2 separate regions of the Mus musculus genome follow, and region 2 is linked to region 1. The links are chromatin loops, found by intact Hi-C in ENCODE. Cell type or tissue: gastrocnemius. All regions are shown on one strand.

Evidence for each region. Peaks named below come from ENCODE experiments on the same cell type or tissue, not always from the same donor. Only the 100,000 strongest peaks of a DNase experiment are listed, where the experiment ranks them.
Region 2: a loop joins it to region 1, with 4 times the contacts of the local background. A loop is called at or near these places in 3 of 42 quality-filtered maps.

The regions. Positions count from the first base shown.
Region 1 is chr3:99,247,613-99,252,612 of GRCm38, reverse strand. It overlaps a transcript of Tbx15 not described here. Among named protein-coding and RNA genes, the nearest start is that of Tbx15, 3.6 kb to the left of the region's middle. In gastrocnemius, a CTCF peak has its summit at 2,430 (motif pointing left); a DNase peak (open chromatin) is centred at 2,443; H3K4me3 peaks cover 2,976 bases; H3K27ac peaks cover 4,906 bases.
Region 2 is chr3:99,934,039-99,939,038 of GRCm38, reverse strand. All of the region lies in intron 1 of Spag17 (sperm associated antigen 17), which reads right to left. Among named protein-coding and RNA genes, the nearest start is that of Spag17, 51 kb to the right of the region's middle. In gastrocnemius, CTCF peaks have their summits at 1,813 (motif pointing right) and 2,686 (motif pointing right); a DNase peak (open chromatin) is centred at 2,679.

The sequences.
Region 1 (5,000 bases):
CTGGGCCCCTGCACCACACAAATAGTAACTTTCATAGCGCAGCAGACTCTGAGCTGCGCTTCGCCTATCCCGGGCTCTTATTCCAAAGAACCCACAGCGGGTGCCGGGGTTGGGGGTGGGGGGGAGATAGATAAGACTTCTGATAGCTGGGAAGGAACTTTTTCAAAATTTCTTCAAATCCCCTCATCTCCAGAACTTGGCTCTCATCTCTTACTAATGATCTCCCTTTGCTCCCACGCCTCACTTTTAAAGCTTTCAGGACCGTTCATTCACCACAGATAACCTAGGAACTTAAAACAACATCCCCCACCATTTTTGTTATCCAACCGCTCACCAAGTTATTTATCCTCATGGATAAATGGCATAAGGCCTCAGATCGCAGACTTATACGGAGGCCAAAAAGAGAACGGAGGGAAGGAAGAAAGAGGGAAAGAAAGAATAAAAAATCTCCTATTTCAGAGCAGAGGCCTAAAAGCCTCATTTCCCCATTCCAAAGTTCCTGGTCAAAATAATTCTATCCTGAGGCTATGAAGCTGGGAAAGGAGGAAAACTTAGCACCAACCGGGAGGCCCAGCAATAAGTCTAGCCAGGCGCTAAGCAAGGTCTGAGTAATTAAGTTAGATGGAGTACAGAGCCTATGAGCGGCTCCAAAGAACTAGCTGCTGAGGGAAGGAGGAAAGGGACATTGTGCCACCTCTGAAAGGCCACATTTCCCTGCCTGACCCAAGAACCAAGGAAATTTAGTTCCTGCCATTATCATTAAGAGCCCTCTGCTGCTGGAAGCAACAACCATGGATTGAATGTTCACTGGCCTTTTAAGAGGTAGGACTAACTTTTATTTTTTTAAATTTCCCTCAAATCATGCTCTAGCCTAGACAAGAGAAAGCTGGTGGCAGGGCAAACATAAAAAGAGCCTTCCTTGATGGGTATGTTGCTGTCAGTCCTGGGTTCCAGGGCCTTCCTGGAGCTTTCTATGACTTGAAAGTCCCCAGGCAGGAAGAATAAGAAAGCCAGGGGCATCTGCGGTTGTCCCGGCAGATTCAGGGAATACATGAGTGTCAGGGTGCCCTTACCAACCATCATTTCTTGTTGGAGCTGTGGCTGGATACTGAGTTCCTACAAAAAGTCTTGGAGACAAGACACTTTGGAGCCCTACAAATCTCTTCTCCTCCAGCAGCTCATGCCTGACTCTTTCTTCTGGTTTCATAGGGACTCTCAGAACCCTGTGGCTACGAGCCAACAGTTCACCAGGATGAGGAAGAAAGCTGTGGGTCACCTTCTAGACTTTTCCATTTATTCCCTCCATCCCATTGTCTTTTTTAAAAGCCACTTTTTTTTTTCCTATTTTCTGAAAGGCCAGGTTTGGACTGAGAAATGGATGTGTCATATGGGACAGACACCCTCTGTGGGCTCACATCAGTCCTGCCCCGCCCTGCCCACTACTTTGGTCCAGAAAGAGGCCTTGGACTGATGGCTCAGCCTTTAGGGTGCTTGCCACCTTCAGGCCCAGCAACCTGCATTTGATCCCTGGAACCCACAGGACGAAAGAGGAGCACCAATTTCTGCAAAGTTCTCCTCTGGCCTCTGCATGTATGCTACATGCATGTACATGCAGGAGCACAAGTGTGTGTGAGCACACACACACACACACACACACACACGGGAAGGAGAAAACTCACAGAAATATAATTAAAAACGTTTAGAGAGTTCTTTTAATCAGGCACCAACCCAAGCATTAGACCGACAGCATGAGCCCACCCATATGGCTGGCCACAGACAAAATGTCCCAGAGAAAAGGAAGCAGCAACAGTGCCTTCAAGGTAAGCATCAACACCAACCCTACCCACACCGCCCCACCCCTGCTCCAAGCTTATGTCCAGCAGGGTCCTCCACTCTGAAATCAGTTCATGTCTTCTTCAAGTCACACCCACCCTGACCCATATTCAGGTAGAGTCACAAATTAAGCCACAAAAACCAACCCTGTGAAAGTGAAGACAAACAGATTTGGAAACAATGAGAAAATTGAAGTTTCCCCAAAGTGGGAGGGGCTATAAATGTGCCCCCCCCATCGGAGTTCATCTAACCTACCCCTCTAAGGGTATGTACTCCTTAGTGTATAAATTTGTGTCCCTGGGAGAGGTGCAGGGGAAATAGAAGAAGATGGTTTGGTATATTTGGCTTGGTTACACAGGATACAGTCAAGAGAATGGAGAGAGGATGATGGGTTAACCAAAATGTGGACATGGCTGTGTGCATGATTTTTTTTTCCTTCTATTGATCACTCAGAGGTCTTCATAAATTATCCTGTTACCATCGTTTCTTTCTCTTTTAGCTTGTAGGGAAAAGAGTGGGGCTCCCAGCTTGAGACTGATGTCTAGGCATTCTCAGGGCTTCCCAGCTACAGGCTCCACCTTGTGACCTGAGCTGATTCTACAGGCTATGGATCTGCCGCGGGTCTATTTCAGGCCTGAAACTGACAGAAAAAAAACCCTAGCCGGAACTAGCCCAGCTCCTGCTTGAATGCAAGAAGGAAGGGAGTGTGTTAAAGCCAGAGACGATTCCCCAGGAGTCGCTGGACACCAGCAGAAACCTATGTGGAAATGAGATCTAGGCATAGCCTGTACAGGGGGTGGGGGAGATGTTAGGAAAGAAAGGGATAACACAAAGACTGCCCTCCTCCAACTGGCCCTGCCCAGTCAGCAAAATTTCAAAGGTAAAAACAGATTTCCTAGCATCAGGACAAGAATAAAGAAAAACCAGGCATCCCAGAAATGGAACCCCCACCCACATTCTCGGAGCACATTTTCTTTCCCTCCTGCACACTAAATACCACCTTAAATCGCTCTCTGCTAATGCCTCCGTGCGGAGGTGACCCACCAGCCGGCTTTGATTTCGGATAATTTTGAGTTAGTAATTGAAAACAAAGTTAGGAATAGCTGGCCAGCAGGACGAGTTAGGCTGCCCCTAAACACGTGGGAAGGACACTCTGTGCGGGCAGGGAGATTGTAATGAACTTGGCCATCAGGGGAGGTGTAAAATATTATGAGGCGACTACGGGGTGGGAAAAAATCATGGCGACTCCAAGGTGAGGTGTGTGCCTGGTGATCGGGCCTACTTCGGACCCCAAACTGTGTGACCTTAGGCAAGTCGATTAACAGGCTAGGACCTCAGTTTCCCTTCGCCATACCGCGAAGATCTAAGTAATTTGCAGCTAAGAATAAGCAAGTTATTTTGGGGACGGGGGACAGAAGACTGGCAGACCTAAGGTTTTATTCTGGTAGCTATCAAATCGTCTGGGAAACTGGAGCCAGTGTTTACCTCTTTCACTTCTGCTTTCAGACTGGCATTCCAAAGTAAAAGAAGCAAGGGGTGTGACAAGCGAGTGGCCTGGAGCCCTAGGCTGCAGCGGGAGGAAGAAGAGTAATTTAGGACAAGTATTGACCAAAGTAGCACTTTTCTTTTCTCTTGTAGCGCGCACCTCCAGTCTCCTAGGCTGGCTTTGGTTACCGACAGCTAAGACACTGCCGTGAGTCCTTGGCTATCCAACGCTCCCTCCCTGCCCCGCCCCTGCCCCAACACAGATTTTTTAAAAATAAAAGTCAGTGGGAGCAAAGGTTCTTTAATGATGTTTTTTTGTTTTCGCGAAATAAAAATCGTCTATTTTTATTTTAACCCAGCAGCGTGCCCACCTCTCGGTCCTTCCAGATGTTTGCAATAAAATCGCAGGTTTTGCCTTTGGGACTTGAAATAAAATTTAACGGCCTTCACCCCGTAATTATTCTCTTAGCTCGCCCTTCATAAATTTATCTGCTTTCTATCGGCGTTGGGGCAAGAGGCGAGTGAAGGGGGAAAAGCCCCGATTTTATATTTGTGACTATAAAAAAGTGCCACCCGGTTTCCTCGCCTTCGGCCGCCGCCGCAGTGTGGCCCGGCAGGCCGGGCAGGCGGGCCGCAACATTGAACTATTGTTTCCCTGACTTAGGTCGGCTCAGGAGCTTGGCCCCTCCACAAAGGGGGCCTTTGTGGCCCTGCTCGCTGCGGCCGCGCCCAAGAGGCGAGGAAATCCTGTTCCCTCAGGCTCAGCTCCTCTTTCCCTCTTGATTGGAGCTACCCAGCAGCGGGGTTTATGCCTTCCTTGGGCTCCCCTTCGCAGGAAGTGGAACTTCCATCCTGAGCAAAGCCCTTAAGTGAAAGAGGGAAACCTGTCTGAGAATCCCCAGACAGGCTAGTGTAACTTGTCTACCAGTTTTCACAGCCAAAGTCACGGTAGAGGAGAGCACTGGGGCCTCAGATTTGGGGCAGTGTGCACCCCAAATCAAATGTGTGCAACACCAGGCTCTACTCTCTGCTTGTACGTGAAGCTGGTTGACTATCTCACCTCACAAGCACATGTTTGCACTGTATGTATCCCTGTAGTCACCCGTTCTAGACTTAAACATAGATGACACTTTGCTAGGATACACAGCATCACACGCAGGCGTGCAGGGAAACATCCTGACCTCACACTCCTCTGTCCCGAATTTACAGAGGTCATTCTGCCTTTGGCACCTCTTTACCCAAACTTCAGCCAAGGCTCTGCCTGATCTAAAACTTAATCCATGTTGTTGTCTTTTGACCCCCTTCTCCTATCTGGGACACCTTCAGGTTCAAATAGAAGATGACAAACGGAAGAAATGAGCGTTCTGCTTCCAGGGCTCACTGCTTGTGAGAGTCACCAATTGCCCAGGGCAGGCTCTAGCTTTAGGCAAAGCCCGGAGAATCCTACCAAGCACTGGGAAGCATAAATAGGAGAAACTGGAGGACCAGCTGAGAGCAGCAAGGCTTTGCTTGCCTTCAATCACGTGGGGTGGGTTCTTGCTTGAGCCAGCAGGCCTGAGGCCAGAAAAGCCAAATCCAGGAGCCAGACACATCTGAGGCAGAAAGTTCTTTGGGGGTTTTTTCTGGTCCCAGGGCTCCCAGCAATTCTAACTTTGCTTCCAAAAAGTGTCTTCTTCTTTCCT
Region 2 (5,000 bases), 690 kb before region 1:
AAGAAACCGGGAAATACCGGTTCTGAAGGTTTACATCCCAGTAAAATGCTGCCCCTCCCCCCAAGTTTGCATTTGCAATCAATATATGATTCATATGCCACAAATGTATATTAAAAATAAGTCTCAAAACAGTAACTAGCCATTGTTTCATTTCCTGATCCTCTCTTTAGACAGCTACTCTAGTGTTACATTTATAAGAAATTCAAAGAGTAATTGGTAAATGTTGGGTAAGACTGAGCGAGTTGCTAGTGAGAACCAGCAAACATCTTCTCCTACTACTGTAACACAAGTGAGACTGCTAATTCACAGAAGGATTCTTCCCACATCTGGGAAGATGGGTAAAATATTATTCTTGAACATGGAATTTTGTCTCACACAATTTAAAGAAACAAGTAACTGAGGGCAAGGATCTCATCCAGTGGTTGATTCTTTTATCTCCGTCTCTTATAATTTCTACTGGAGAAGGTAAATCCCTGGAAGATGGAGGAGGGGCTTTGTGCATTTACTCCTATCCCTCTCCACCTCCTGGTGTTTGCAAGAAGGCGGGTTTCTGTTTCTGAACAGAAACAGTCTCAAGGGGGAGGTAGCACCCATAACAAAGACACCATGGAAAGAAAGATGAAAATAAGGAAAGGCACCCGAGCCACATGACCCCACCAGGCCTCAATGACCTCCTGTGCAAAATAAGATAGCTGGGCATAGCAATATCTAAGCTATTTGCTAGCTCACTGGTTCTCAACCTGTGGGGCGCAACCCCTTGTGGGGTCAAATGACACTTTCCCAGGGGTTACCCAAGACCATCAGAAAACACAGATATTTACATTCCAAGTCATAAGAGTAGCAAAATTACAGTTATGAAGGAGCAACGAAAGTAATTTTATGGTTGGGGTCACCACAGCATGAGGAAGTGTATTAAAGGGTCATAGCATTTAGGAGGAGGAATTAGGAATTAGGAAGGTTGAGAACTGCTAGCTGGAGCTACCGCTAGAGGCCTGACATCAATGGAGTAAATCCTACTTTGGGCAGCTGCCAAAAGACCTGAAGTCTTCATGAAGTTTTGTTGTTGTTGTTGTTGTTGTTGTTGTTGTTGTTGTTGTGTAATTTTGTGAGGCTCTTTTGTACTTTGCTTTGCTCATAATCAGGCGGGTGTCAGAGCAGAATCCAGGTGAGAGGAGGGGCACAGGGTCCATTCTTCCTTGCCATCAAATAGGAGCTGTCTACAGTGTTGCTGCCTGCAGTGTTGCTGTCTACAGTGTTGCTGTCTGCAGTGTTGCTGTCTGCAGTGCTGCTGTCTGCAGTGTTGCTATCTGCAGTGTTTCTCCATGGAAACTTACTATATAACAAGATCCACCCAGTGTTCAGTGTTATTGGGAGGACATAACCACACATGGAAATAGAAAACTGTATGCTTTCCTTATGTGCTAAGTTTGCATGCATGGAGGTAGGCATGCCTTTGTTTTAAACTCTGGTATTAAGTTTAAAACAATCTTTTTGGATGAAAAATTATATATATAACAAATTGTTTAGAAAAGGATTCTATTGCCACAAACTGACCCTCTTTGCACTGGGTACCGCTTTTACCCCTCCCATTATAGCTGCATCTATAGAGAGAGCTGAAGGAGGAAAGTCTCTTCCGTTCTCATGGAAAAGTATTCATTGCTCATGGTAGGCGGTGTGTTAAAGTTTCAGCAATAAAAACTGCTCCCACTGCCCCCTTCTCCCTGCACGTTTCTTTGCCAATCCTTGAAATCTAATGGTGACAAAGGTTTGTCTCTCAGCTCTTTTAAAGGCAATTCCAGAAGAGGGTGCTGTAGCCTACCTACCCATTAGAATCCAGTGTCAAAGGCAGATGTTGACCATTCCAGACAAGAAGAAAGAGGGGTTGCGGAGGAAGGAACTAACAGTTACTGTGGATCTTCCATGTGCCAGGCACATGTTACCCTGCACCCTAAGTGACTCCGTGAAATAGGCACACTGCTATACTTTAGATGGAAAGGCAGGCCCAGAAGGTCAACACCTTGATTAAGATAATTTTGGCAGAAAACCATCTCACGATTATACTGAAAGCTGACAAACCTGATTGTTTCAGGACAGTTCTGAGAGCAAGTCACTAGAGTCAGAGTGATATTAACAATATGTTACTAATTGATGAAATTTACGATACTTGTAAAAGTATATGGTGCCTTCAGAAATGACTTATATTCAACCCTTAAAACACTGTAAATCACACTTTTTAAAATGGTATCTTACAGAGGGTGAGAGGTGAAGGCAATCCTCCACATTTCCCTCTTCAGAAGTTCAGTGCTCTGGGCTTTAAAAACAAACAAGTTCTTTCTTTATTTTCTTCAATCCATGGTCCTCCTAATTGCTGAATCTTGAGGTGTCCCTGATGTCACACTGAGAGAGTTCATTTAAGCTAGAGCAGAGACACTCTCCCCATTTGAGAGGGTCTAAGAAGTCTACCCATGGCCCCGTTTCCACTCACACACTGGGCCTTAAAAAGCTGCCTCCTCATTGGTTCTGTCCTGTGAAGCAGGATCCATGAAGGATGTTCTTAGAGCTGCAGTTTCAGTCTAATGAGATGGACTGGGCCCCAGGAAACCTGAGATAGAGTGGCCTGAGATGTAGTGACCAAGGCCACCAGGGAAGGCTTGCAGGGAAGGCTGCACAAACTCCTTTCTGCAGCAGGGGGCAGCGGGATGCTAGGAAATGCATGCACACTGCTGGATGAAGGAGGAGTGGAGGACACCTCAATAAAGGAGGCTCTAAACTATACTTCTGGGTCTTTCTGTTAGCATTCCAGGAAAACTGCAGGTTCCAAATCTCTACCAACAACAACTGCTTTAAAAATAGGACATTGTTTTAGAAAAAAAATGGGACACAAACACAATTTGGGAAAATGCTGTTTAAAAAAAAAAACCAAAAAAACCAAAAAACAAAAAACCTCCACTTAAATCCCACTTCCACTTCAGCATACAGTTAAACAGAGTCCTTAGATTTAAGCTCACGAGGAAGTCAGAGAAATATGATATAGTAAGAATGAATACTGACCTTGAGAGAGGGAGATGGCAGTGCCATGTCACAGCCAAGAGGACAGGCTTGTGAGTACGTACGGTAGTGGTACTATTCCTACCTGTAGGTGAGTTGGACAGTTTGGGAAGCTTGAGTGTACTTTACAAGAGCTGAGAATGAAAACTGTCCACTTCAGGAAACACAGTGGCTGTATCTATTCAGTGGTGAGGGAGGGGACTTTGTTTTTTTTTTTTTTTTTTTTTTTTTTTTTTTTTTTTTTGGCTCACTCCAACATCTGACAATGATGGTGGCTCTCTGCTACCTGGAGACATATGTGACACAGATAATGCTGTGTGATTGATAAAGTTGGTCAAAGGTGGAACGAAACCATGTATGGACACAACCCATTACCTTCTATTTGCTGAACCAGTCTTACCTAATTTGAAGCCCGGCAGGAGGGCGTCTCAACCCAAACACTTACATGTAGTCTCTAAGGCAAGAAAGCATTCGGTACATGCAGGGAGGCTTGGCTAGCTCAGAGAGTCTCCAGTCTCACAGACATGGGGTAGATTTAGAACTATTTTTCTTTCATATATTAAAAATTCTCCAAATTTCACTAGGCATTCCATATTCTAATGTGATTATAACAACTCTTTCACTAGCAAGTGGGACACAGCCTTTGGTCAATGGGTCTGTGATTTTTTCCTTCTATTAGCAAGAACAGTCAGCTGATACAAGAAGGACAAAGGAAGGCTGCTTTAGTGGTGGCCTTCTATAGCACGTTTTGGGAGGAGATGTCCGTGGACCTCTACCCAGAACTGACCTGAGAACCTTCCTTAGAAAAAGACATATAAGAGTCCTAAGTAAAATCCACACAACACTGAAGAAGCTGGAGTTTGCCGAGAGCCATTTAATATAAAGGGTCAATGCTCAGCTGGAAGGAAGGTCTTCCTGTCCTGTGGATTTACCACCTACTATCGAATGGACAGGGTTCGTGAACGTCTTTCTCATGCTAGTTTTTTTTTTTTCCTTTCAAAAGAAGACTTGGCTCTCCATCAGCGGAGGAGTGTTAGTGTGGGCTTTTGGCCAGGAGAAGAAATATTTTCATTACCTCAAACTGGCTGCTACAGTTGTATCTGTTAAGAAGGAATTTTTTAACTGTAAACTAAGTTGAGGTTCAATATTAGACACGTCGTACAATAAGCAAGTACAATATTAATGACCATGCATGACTTTACCTGACTCTCCTTATTAAGCAGGTATGTATCAAAGACCCTCTTCTAATTACATAGCCTTCATAATTTCTCATAAAACTTAGTTTGATATACTAGTGTGTACTGCAATGAGGGATCCTTATTTAGGAATCAGACCATTTGGCTATCATGTTTTCACAATAGAAAATAGAAAGAAAAAAGGCATGGGGATGCATTTGGACACTCTGAGGACTTTGACTCTTGGAATCATAAAGTGTGAGAAAGTAGCACACTAGGTATCTGTGGGGTACACATTCTGCACTCCTTCAGTCCCCAAGAGCAGAAGACATTGGATTTGACCTGAAGTGAGTTCTACCAGGGGTCAGTTACAAGGATTTGGGACCTGGTGATACACGTTTCCTGAGACCAACTCGGGTAAGCACGTGATGTAGGAGGAAGTAGACTGCTCAGGACTCATGAACGGCATCAACTCCAAAGCCAGTCCTTCTCTCGTCCCTCCTTCTCATTCTTTCCCATACTCATCAAAATGATGTCCTGGCTCCTCCTCCATTCACCTGCTATGAAGAGGCCACAAGTTCTGTGGAGCTGAAATTCTGTAAGCTTTAGTCATTGTGGAAGCAAGTAAAAGTGCCACAGTGGGAGAGAGGGCATGTCCCAAGGAAGCAGCTCACCACACCAGGACCAGAATTCAGTAGAGGGCTTCATGGCCTAAACCTGTCCTGACAGCAGTACCACCTCCCACTCATGTTAGTCTATCATCTTTATCCAGGGGTA